2 separate regions of the Mus musculus genome follow, and region 2 is linked to region 1. Evidence: chromatin loops called from intact Hi-C (ENCODE). Cell type or tissue: heart. All regions are shown on one strand. Links, peaks and the distances in the headings refer to the core of each region. The heading gives the core; the rest is flanking DNA. Region 1 overlaps Rasa3 (RAS p21 protein activator 3). Region 2 holds the start of Cdc16 (CDC16 cell division cycle 16).

Region 1 (4,390 bases), core at 274-4,273:
GAAGGACAGACAGGTGGCTCCGAATTCACTCTGATCCGAGAGAGAAACATTATTTCATGGCCTGGAAAGGAAGTGCCACAAGTCTTCCCTCCAGCCTTGAGATGAATATCAAGAATGTCCGAGAACAGAGGCGGTGACAGGTGGCCCGGTTCCACTGTATGAGGTCCTGAGAGGAGCTAATCGGAGTTCCTAGACCTTGTCACACAGCAGGGACTACCCTACTGAGTTCGCTGGGGACAAGGGAAGTACCTTCAGCATCATTCATCAGATACATGGGGGGAAAACCAGAGTCCACTCTCAGCACTCACGGGACGGACTAGAAACTGGTAACCAAAAGAAACCCTCCAAATACACGAAGATTACGACTTCCAAATATCACTCTGGTTAGAGAAGTCTTAAGGCAAATTTAAAAGTATTTTTAAATAAATGAAAATGAAAGTACAGCTTAGCAGGATTCGTGGGATGCATGTTCTGGGAAGGAGAAAGACCCGGAATCAGTAAATTAGGACAGAGTTATCCTCCGAAAGCAGAAATAACCAAACACACACACACACACACACACACACACACACACACCAAAAACAGCAAAATCTGAAAAGCAGGAAGTGAGAGGAAATCAAAACCCCAAACAGATCCGCTGAAGAGATCGTTGAAGCGATAGACCTGTAGTCAGGTTACCCAAACAAAAAGAGAAAGACGCAACTTCCCAAGACCTCAGTGAGGGTGTGTCCAACCTGAGCATGCAAAGGAACGCCGCCTGTGCAGCAAGCGGGTTGTGGCCCACTTAACACCGAGGGTGTGTACTTTGGGAAACAATGACTGCCAACGCTGTTATGAAGGGGGCTGTCAAGGCTCCAGGAAGATGGACACAGCTCAGATCTCTGCTTAGTGTCCCCAAAAACTTAACTGGTAACAAAATTTCGAATGTATTGCTGCCTCATGAAACTGAGAGGACTCCTGGCCAGGTCATCATGAGAGGGTGGCTCCTTAAGGGACACTCCCCTCTAAACCATCCCTACCAGCCTGAGTGGTCACTAGGCCAAGGCAGGGAGAAATGTGGAGATGGCTCTAGGTGAGATTTGTGTAGCCAAGACCGGATGAGGCACGCACAAAACAAACAAACAAACAAACAAACAAAAGCAAACAAACCCAGAGGCAGGACTGGGCCAGGGAAGGAAGTCAACACTTTTCTCAGCTCCCATGCTTTCAAAAACCCCAGAGAAAAAAGTGGCCCTTGACCATGGGCAACCACTGGCAACCTTTTATATGATCTGACACTAAAGACACACTCCCAAACACTCTGGGAGAGGTGGCATGCCCACCCCTTCTCTGACCAAGATGGTATTTGCCTGTATGAATGGCAGATCTAGGGTGACATACCATATGTCCTGAATACATTACATGTCCATAACCAGTTCAGAAACACAGATATGGGGTGTTGCAGTAGGGGAGGGGCCAGTGCCATCCTTCTCCATACCATTCAGAACCAGAGGATGCTGGAGGCTGTGGGGCGCCACGCCAGCTGCAGCCCCTGCCTTCCTGACAGGGCCATCCCCGTAGCTGACGAGTCTCTGTGAAGGGAGCAGCAGAAGTGGCTGGTTCTATATAATAAAGCGGCTCATCAAAGACCTCTGAACAGCGTTGGTTCCAGAAGGAAGCAAGACATTTAGCTGTCTTTTTCTCCACTTCTAGTGACACATGGTTTCTCTTGTGGGCCCCGTTCCCTCTGCTGTAATGTGTGATTCCTTCCCACAAATTACAAAACAGGTGGATCCAAGAACCCAAATGCCACTCTCTCTGCCCTTCTAGAAACTGTAAATGTGACATTTTCAAAACAAGCCACAGCTGCGGAGCAAAGATGGCGGTTACCATTTAAAGGTCAGGCTAAGGGGAGGTGCCGCCTCCCTATCTCGGCCACTGTGAATGAAGTTCTAGTGTCACACTCACCAGAGAGGGACCGAGTCCTACAGAGACCTACTTATCCCTCAGCCCAGCAACAGCAGCGAAGACTTATTTTTTTTTAATTATTTTTTTTTGAGATTTATTTCTTTTTACGTATGTGGGGATTCTGCCTGCATGCACTACTGTGTGTCACGTGCATGCAGTGCCTGCGGTAGCCAGAAGAGGGCGTTAAATCTCCTGGAACTGGAGTTATAGTTGGCTGAGGACTACCAAGGGGATGCTGGGCTTTCTTTAATTATTGCTCCATTTCTCCAGCCTTTTCAATTGCCTTTCAGGATCCTAGGTCTCAGACGACTAGAGGGCTGAGGTCAAGATCTATTTTCACTGACATACACGCCAAGCTTCAAGGAAAAATTGAGCTGCCCCAATGATGCCTTAGTCACCTTCCAGCATTGAGAAGAAATCCCCCTCCAGACATGAGATTGACATATGCATCTATACCGATAGCTTTGTGGTGATAAAATGGTTCTGAATCTTGATTGTAGTAGCTGTGATACAAATGTGTACAAGGGCTAAAGTTGCAAAGACATCTACTAGCCCAGCAGTATCAATAACTCACATGGTTAACAGGTATGTAAAATGTGGTTCAGGCCCCCAGCCTAAGGAAGGCAGGGATCCTGACACAGTACAACATTCATGGACCTGTGATGTAACACTCGTCTAACGAGACCGTCCCAAGAGATGAACTCACCTGAGTTCTAAGCAAAGTCGCTGCCTACCCACCCACCCACGCCCTCACTCCTGGCCCAGTGGAGTGGTAGATTCTGAGCCTGGGAACCTGGGTTTAATGGGTTGAAAGAGATCTGGAGAAGGGTAATGGCAAAGAACACAGGAATGCCCACGATGGCACTGAGCTGTACTTAGCAATGGTTAGAGTGGCAAGGTTTATGAGACACTAAAATCCCTGAACAGTGTGTGCATGAACTGCATGCGTGTGCATGTGTGTGTGCATGTGTGTATGCATGTGTGTGCGTGCATGTATGTGTACATGCATGTGTGTGTGTATTCTTGTGCATGTGTGTGCACATGCGCATACAGATGCTTGTGTACCTGTGTGTGCATGTGTGTGTATGTATATGTACATGTATGTGTGTGCTTGCGTGTGCATGCGTGCTTGTGCGTACACTGGTGAGATCAGACAGAATAAGTACACAGTCATGTGACCTGTACCAGCCACGCCTGGGTGCTCACAAATGTTATCCCTCTGAACCGGTAAGCCAGCCCCAATCAAATGTTGTCCTTTATAAGACTTGCCTTGGTCATGGTGTCTGTTCACATCAGTGAAAACCTAACTAAGACAGTTAGAAAGGCCAGGCTAGGGGGGCTTTAGACGGGGAAAAAGATAACATCCAAACTTCCTGGCAATATTCCTGTGGACTTCTGTTTGCAGCGTCCTGTGAACCTGCAGCCATTTAAAAATTCAATGCCTAATAAACAGCAAAGACTTGTTAATGAACTCTAACTCGAGGAAGACTACGCCTGGAAGGGATCTTGCAGCTCTGTGCAGGTGCTGAGCTGACCTTGGCCTTGGGAATCTAAGGAGGAATAAGGCTGAAACTCCTGGCAATGGAGAAGCTTCCTGAGCCAGGGAGGGAAGGGGGACTGTTGCCTTCAGAAAAGGCTCTCCTTTCCTGCCGGAGAACCATGATTGCTTCCGTAGGTGATCGCTGCATTACTTAGCTCCCACGGCACAAGTGGGCCCTTGGGAGGCTGGGTCAATGAATTGGAAATTACATGTGTCCCTCCGTGAGTGAAATTTCTGCATGCTCATTTGCACCGTGGCCATGAGATTCTACTCAGTGCCTCACTTTCTCTTGTGCTGATCTCACTGCCAACTCTACGGGTGGATGACCTTTGGCCTTGACACCCTTGCCCTGTGCTTAGAAAAGCCAGACTGAGGAAGAGAACCTTGAGGATGTGGGGCAGGCAGACTAGCCTCGTCTGTAGTCTTGGAGTCCTAGGACACAAGGATGCACAGCTCAGAGCTTCCCCCGTTAACTGTTAGTAAATTCTTTCTGCTGAGTTCTTTCCTACAACCCGGCTCTTTACAGTATGTCTGTTTCATGGACTTTCCCCAGACTCTATCTACTCAGGATAAAACCAGCATAAACCTCCATATCCCACAATGCACCTAGCACTGCTAGGCTACATGTAAGTCTCCATGGCCTACAAAACCTCTACTTTATACAGATGAGGCTTGCAGAGGCTGACCAACTACCCATGTTACTCCTGAACAGGGGAGCTGAATTCTGTGACCCAGCTCCCAGCCATAACATGGACATAGCAGGCAAAGTGAAAGGTCATTGCAGCTGTCCTTTATCTAAAACCAGGGCTCATGACAAGGGCCACAGTCATAAACAGGTTTGCACCCTGGGCATGTGACACCTGCCATCCCCTCTTACAGGCAATTTTAAGAGTGGCCATGCTA
Region 2 (4,390 bases), core at 391-4,390, 160 kb after region 1:
GTTAGGTAGGATATGCTAGGTAGGATATGTTGTAGTCGCTACATCTGGGAAGACAAAGGAAAAGAGGAACTCCATAGTGTTGTTGTAGGCTTTACAGAGAGATCATGGGAAACTCAAGACAATTCAGGAAAATTCACTGCAGACAGGAGAGGCAGATGGGGCTCCTTAATATTCTGCAAGCATACACTTGTGCTTCGTACTGTCGTAAAGAAACCTGCAATGCATTCTGCAAATAGCTCAACACATACACACTGCTAATCGTTTGTTTGTCCCAAGTGTCTCTCCAGGAACAATGAAGGTCTCGGCAGCCTGGGACGGTGCAAACCCAGCTGCACAGAGCAATAACAGGAAGAAGTGCAGGAGACATACGGAGACACAAACCAGTATAATCTCAGGAGTAAGGCTGACCCTTGACCAGAGGCAGTATTAAACTTTGGAATAATTGCCTTTGTTTGCTCTTTATAAGGTTTTCTTGGCTGGAGATGAGATAAAAAGACGGGGTGTTAGAATGTTAATCCGCTTCTTTCTCAGATAACTAGCTCTCTGAATAACATCTGACTTAAAGATTAAATTCCTGTCTTTGATGTTTACCATCTGTGGTGACAGCACAAATTTCCTTTATAAAACAATTCTATTCGTAAAATGAATGAAAACAGCCGTAAATATGGTCAACTATGCCTTACCACACACCCGCTTCAAGTCAATAAGTACGGTTGGATCACTACCTACAAATGGAGAAGACAGGAAAAGTGTGTGTGTCCTTAAAATATTACCCTGTCATACATATGTGTCATTCACAGAAAAGGATGCAGCCAACTGCTCACAGGGGTGAGAGCAGAACATTTGAGTGGTACCAGTCTCTATACTTTCAAAAGGCTGCACAGTGCACAGAATGGAATTTTAAGAACACAAAATACCCTGTGTGGTGATGGACCTCTTTATTTCCAGCACCCAAGGAGGTGTGTTTGTGTGTGTGTGTGTGTGTGTGTGTGTGTGTGTGTGTGTAGGAGTCTGAAAGTAAGAGGCCAGTCTGGTACCCAGGGACAGCTCTGGACCACCCAGGACTGTAGAGAGAAAAATTCGATCTTAAAAATATCCGGTAGGGAGAAGGGTAGCTATAGAAGCGTCTCTTCCACTCCCGGAAGGCACGGAGTCCCGCTAGATCCCTTTTCCCTCCCGGACAAAGGCGAACAGGTTAGGACTAGGAGCTGGCGCCCAAGATCGCCACGGAACCATTAGAGTGGGCACACACCCGACGGGGGGAACGCTTTTGCACGGGACTTCCGGGGTAGGGCCTGTCGGAGCGGAAGTGCCGTGTGGCGCGCGGGGTCTGGTCCGGGCGGTGGTCGGCGGGCTTGGGTCCCTCGACACCCCGGGGGCGCGCGGAGGCTCGAGAGGGCGTCGGGTGCCTGCCCTGGCCTCGCGGCCATGAACCTGGAGCCGCTGCGCAAACGCGTCCGGCAGTACCTGGACCAGGTGCGCGGCGGGGGGCCGGACGCTGGGCTTCGGGGCGGTGGGGCCCGGCGGGGAGCGCGGCCCCGATGGCTCCGATCCTGCGTGGACTGCGGGAGCAGGGCTGGGCTGGGCTGGGACGGCTGCACTGGGACCTTGGAATCTGGCCGGACCGTAGGACATTTGGGAGGATTTAGTTGTGTTTCTTATTGGACAGAATACTTGGGAAGACAAGCTAGCTGTCTCCAGTTAGGACTGGAAACAATACCCCGTGCTGGATCTTCAGCCTCCGCGCTGCTCTCGAGTGGACAAGCCGGGACTATTCGAGGGAAGGGGTGTCTCTGGGGTCCACGTCATTGTCATGTCATTTGGTTTTTTGCTAAAATGCTTGCTCTCCCGATAAATGGGAAACGGAAGAGATGCTAAGTGAATGAGCCAGAGGTTTGCACTTCGCTGGAAGGCTGCGTGCTAAGGGGCAGTCGGTTTGTGATTATTTTCTTTGGCACTGAGATGTAGAGAGGACAATGTGGGCCTCTTTTTTCACTCTGGGGGCATCTGTTCAGAGCAGATTCTCGGGTCCATAAGACTTTCTCCTGGCTACTCATTGGGCTACCCTGTTCTGACTATATCCTGAGGAACTGAGGCAGAGGCAGTAAGAGCTAGGGATCAGCACTAACCAGGACAGATTCCTGAGTGTCTTTCCGCTGTCAGATTAAGTGTTGTTAGAGTTGACTACAGGGGGCGACATTGCCCATGACCAGTGACTGTTAAGGGTTATGGGTTTAATTGTGAAATATTTGAATCTAGTGCTCTGCTAGATGCTACTTTAGGATTCATTTGAGCTTGTGGGAAGTGTTATTACATAAATGTCAGTATCAGAAGTTCTAGATGACTGCATTTCAATCGCTTATGCACTGTTTTAGATACTAGCTGATACATTTTTGGTAGTGTATGAGTTAAACTGCTATCTTGAATTGTATATATGAAGTTCTTACGGTAATGACGACCTAAAACTCACACTAGCTGAGCTGTAAAATACAGGTGATTGGTGGGCCCCGTGCTACATCTAAGAACGTGTTGTAGTGAGTGGTGGATTTGGTGTGTGGATTTATATTAGTCGACTGTGGGGGCAACAGCAGTCACCCTGTGTTTGCTTTTTGTATGCAGCAACAGTATCAAAGTGCTCTGTTTTGGGCAGACAAGGTAGCTTCACTCTCTCATGGTGAGTGACATGCAATTTATTTCCCCTAATTAATCTCTAGAAAGCTCCCCATGAGCCTCTGACCACTTGTGTAATTTTGCCCCTCAGAGGAGCCCCAGGATGTTTATTGGTTGGCTCAGTGCCTTTACCTCACAGCGCAGTACCACCGAGCAGCCCATGCGCTCCGGTCACGCAAGCTGGACAAAGTAAGTACCGAAGCTGTGGGAGATGTCGGAAACGCCACTGGGGCCTCATGTTGGGTGTGTGTTTAAAAGAACTCCAATTTTTTATTTTTATGAGAAAAAAAATGTTTTATCGGTTGGTTTGGGTTTTTCTTGGGGGTTCGGGGGCTGTTGAGACCAGGTTTCTCTAAGTAGCAGCCCTGGCTGTCCTGGAACTCAATTGGTATATCAGGCTGGCTCTAACTCACATATATCTGCCTACCTTTACCTCGTGCTGGGATCAAAGGTGTGTCCCACCACACCTGGCTAAGAGCTTTTTTTTTTTATTTTTATTTATGTGTTTATGTGTGTGCCACATGAGTGTGGGTGCCTCCAGAAACCGGAAGGCAGCATTGGATTCTTTGGAACTGAAGTTCCAGGCACTGTGAAGTGCTCTCTGAGCAATGGGAACAGACTTGTGTTCTTTGGAAGAGCAGCAGGCACTCTTAACTGCCAAGCCATCTCTTCAGCCTAAGAGCAAGGCTCTCACTTCAAGTCCCAATCTTTCATTTCCCACCTCTTGCCCACCTGTCTGGTCTCTTAAATTCTCATTGTAATGGTTTTGCTTTTGTTTGCTTGAAATTTTTTGTTATTTTGCTTGTTTTTTGTTTTTCCAGACAGGGTTTCTCTGTATAGCCCTGGCTGTCCTGGAACTCACTCTGTAGACCAGGCTGGCCTCGAACTCAGAAATCCGCCTGCCTCTGCCTCCCAAGTGCTGGGATTAAAGGCGTGCGCCACCATGCCTGGCAAATTTTTGCTTTTTAATATTAAACTTCTTTATATAGTCTCTGTGTGTGTGTGTGTGTGTGTGTGTGTGTCCTAAACTACCTGTGGGAGTTTGTCCTCTCCTATCATTTGGGTCCCTGACGACCAGACTCTGGTCCTCAGTCTATGGCAAGTACCTTTAACTCCTGAGCTGGCTTGACAGCCCAGTTTGCTTGCTTTGAGATCAGCTGTCACTGTTTTTCTTAGTCTGGTTTCCAATTCTTGGGCTCAGGGCAATTCTCCTGTCTCAGCCTCTGAGGTTGGGATTGCAGGCCCATAACTTCTCTTGGATCTTTGGTGCCTTTAACATGTTTCTGATGTTTGCTAAAAAGACTGGGGCTCTTTCTTTCTTTTTTCTTTCTTTCTTTCTTTTTTTTTTTTAGCTGTAAAGGAGAAAGTCTAAAACTCTCCATGCGTAAGTTTTCTTTTAAAGTAGATGTGTGTGATTTTTGCATTACACAAACATGTTACACATGTAAAGTGTTTGATTTTCTCACTTCTTTCTTTTCTAGTTGTATGAAGCTTGCCGATACCTTGCAGCTAGATGCCACGTAAGTGTGCTTGGTTTCTGTTTAAATGTGGAAATGTGACTGTGAGCAGTATGCAGCCTTCACAGGTGCATGGCAGCTGTTCCACCAAGTTGAAACATGATGACTTAGCATAGCATTGTGTAAAAAATGTCGTTTTTAGTATTATTTTCTATAAAATATTCATTCTTAATTTGTTCTTTAGTCATTTAATTTAAATAATG

What was found. Hi-C counts contacts between places; a loop is a spot of excess contacts. Peaks named below come from ENCODE experiments on the same cell type or tissue, not always from the same donor. Only the 100,000 strongest peaks of a DNase experiment are listed, where the experiment ranks them.
Region 2: a loop joins it to region 1, with 2.3 times the contacts of the local background. A loop is called at or near these places in 4 of 42 quality-filtered maps.

What each region holds. Positions count from the first base shown.
Region 1 is chr8:13,600,693-13,605,082 of GRCm38, forward strand. All of the region lies in intron 4 of Rasa3 (RAS p21 protein activator 3), which reads right to left. Among named protein-coding and RNA genes, the nearest start is that of Gm34795, 19 kb to the left of the region's middle. In heart, for the core only: a CTCF peak has its summit at 2,108 (motif pointing right); a DNase peak (open chromatin) is centred at 765.
Region 2 is chr8:13,756,379-13,760,768 of GRCm38, forward strand. Cdc16 (CDC16 cell division cycle 16) reads left to right here and starts at 1,278. Exons shown (of 18, transcript NM_027276.3): 1 at 1,278-1,476; 2 at 2,620-2,674; 3 at 2,762-2,859; 4 at 4,152-4,190. The coding sequence starts at 1,429. The region is part of intron 1 of Gm46032 (a long non-coding RNA gene); the gene reads right to left. In heart, for the core only: a CTCF peak has its summit at 2,195; DNase peaks (open chromatin) are centred at 1,283 and 2,053; H3K4me3 peaks cover 2,281 bases; H3K27ac peaks cover 1,836 bases.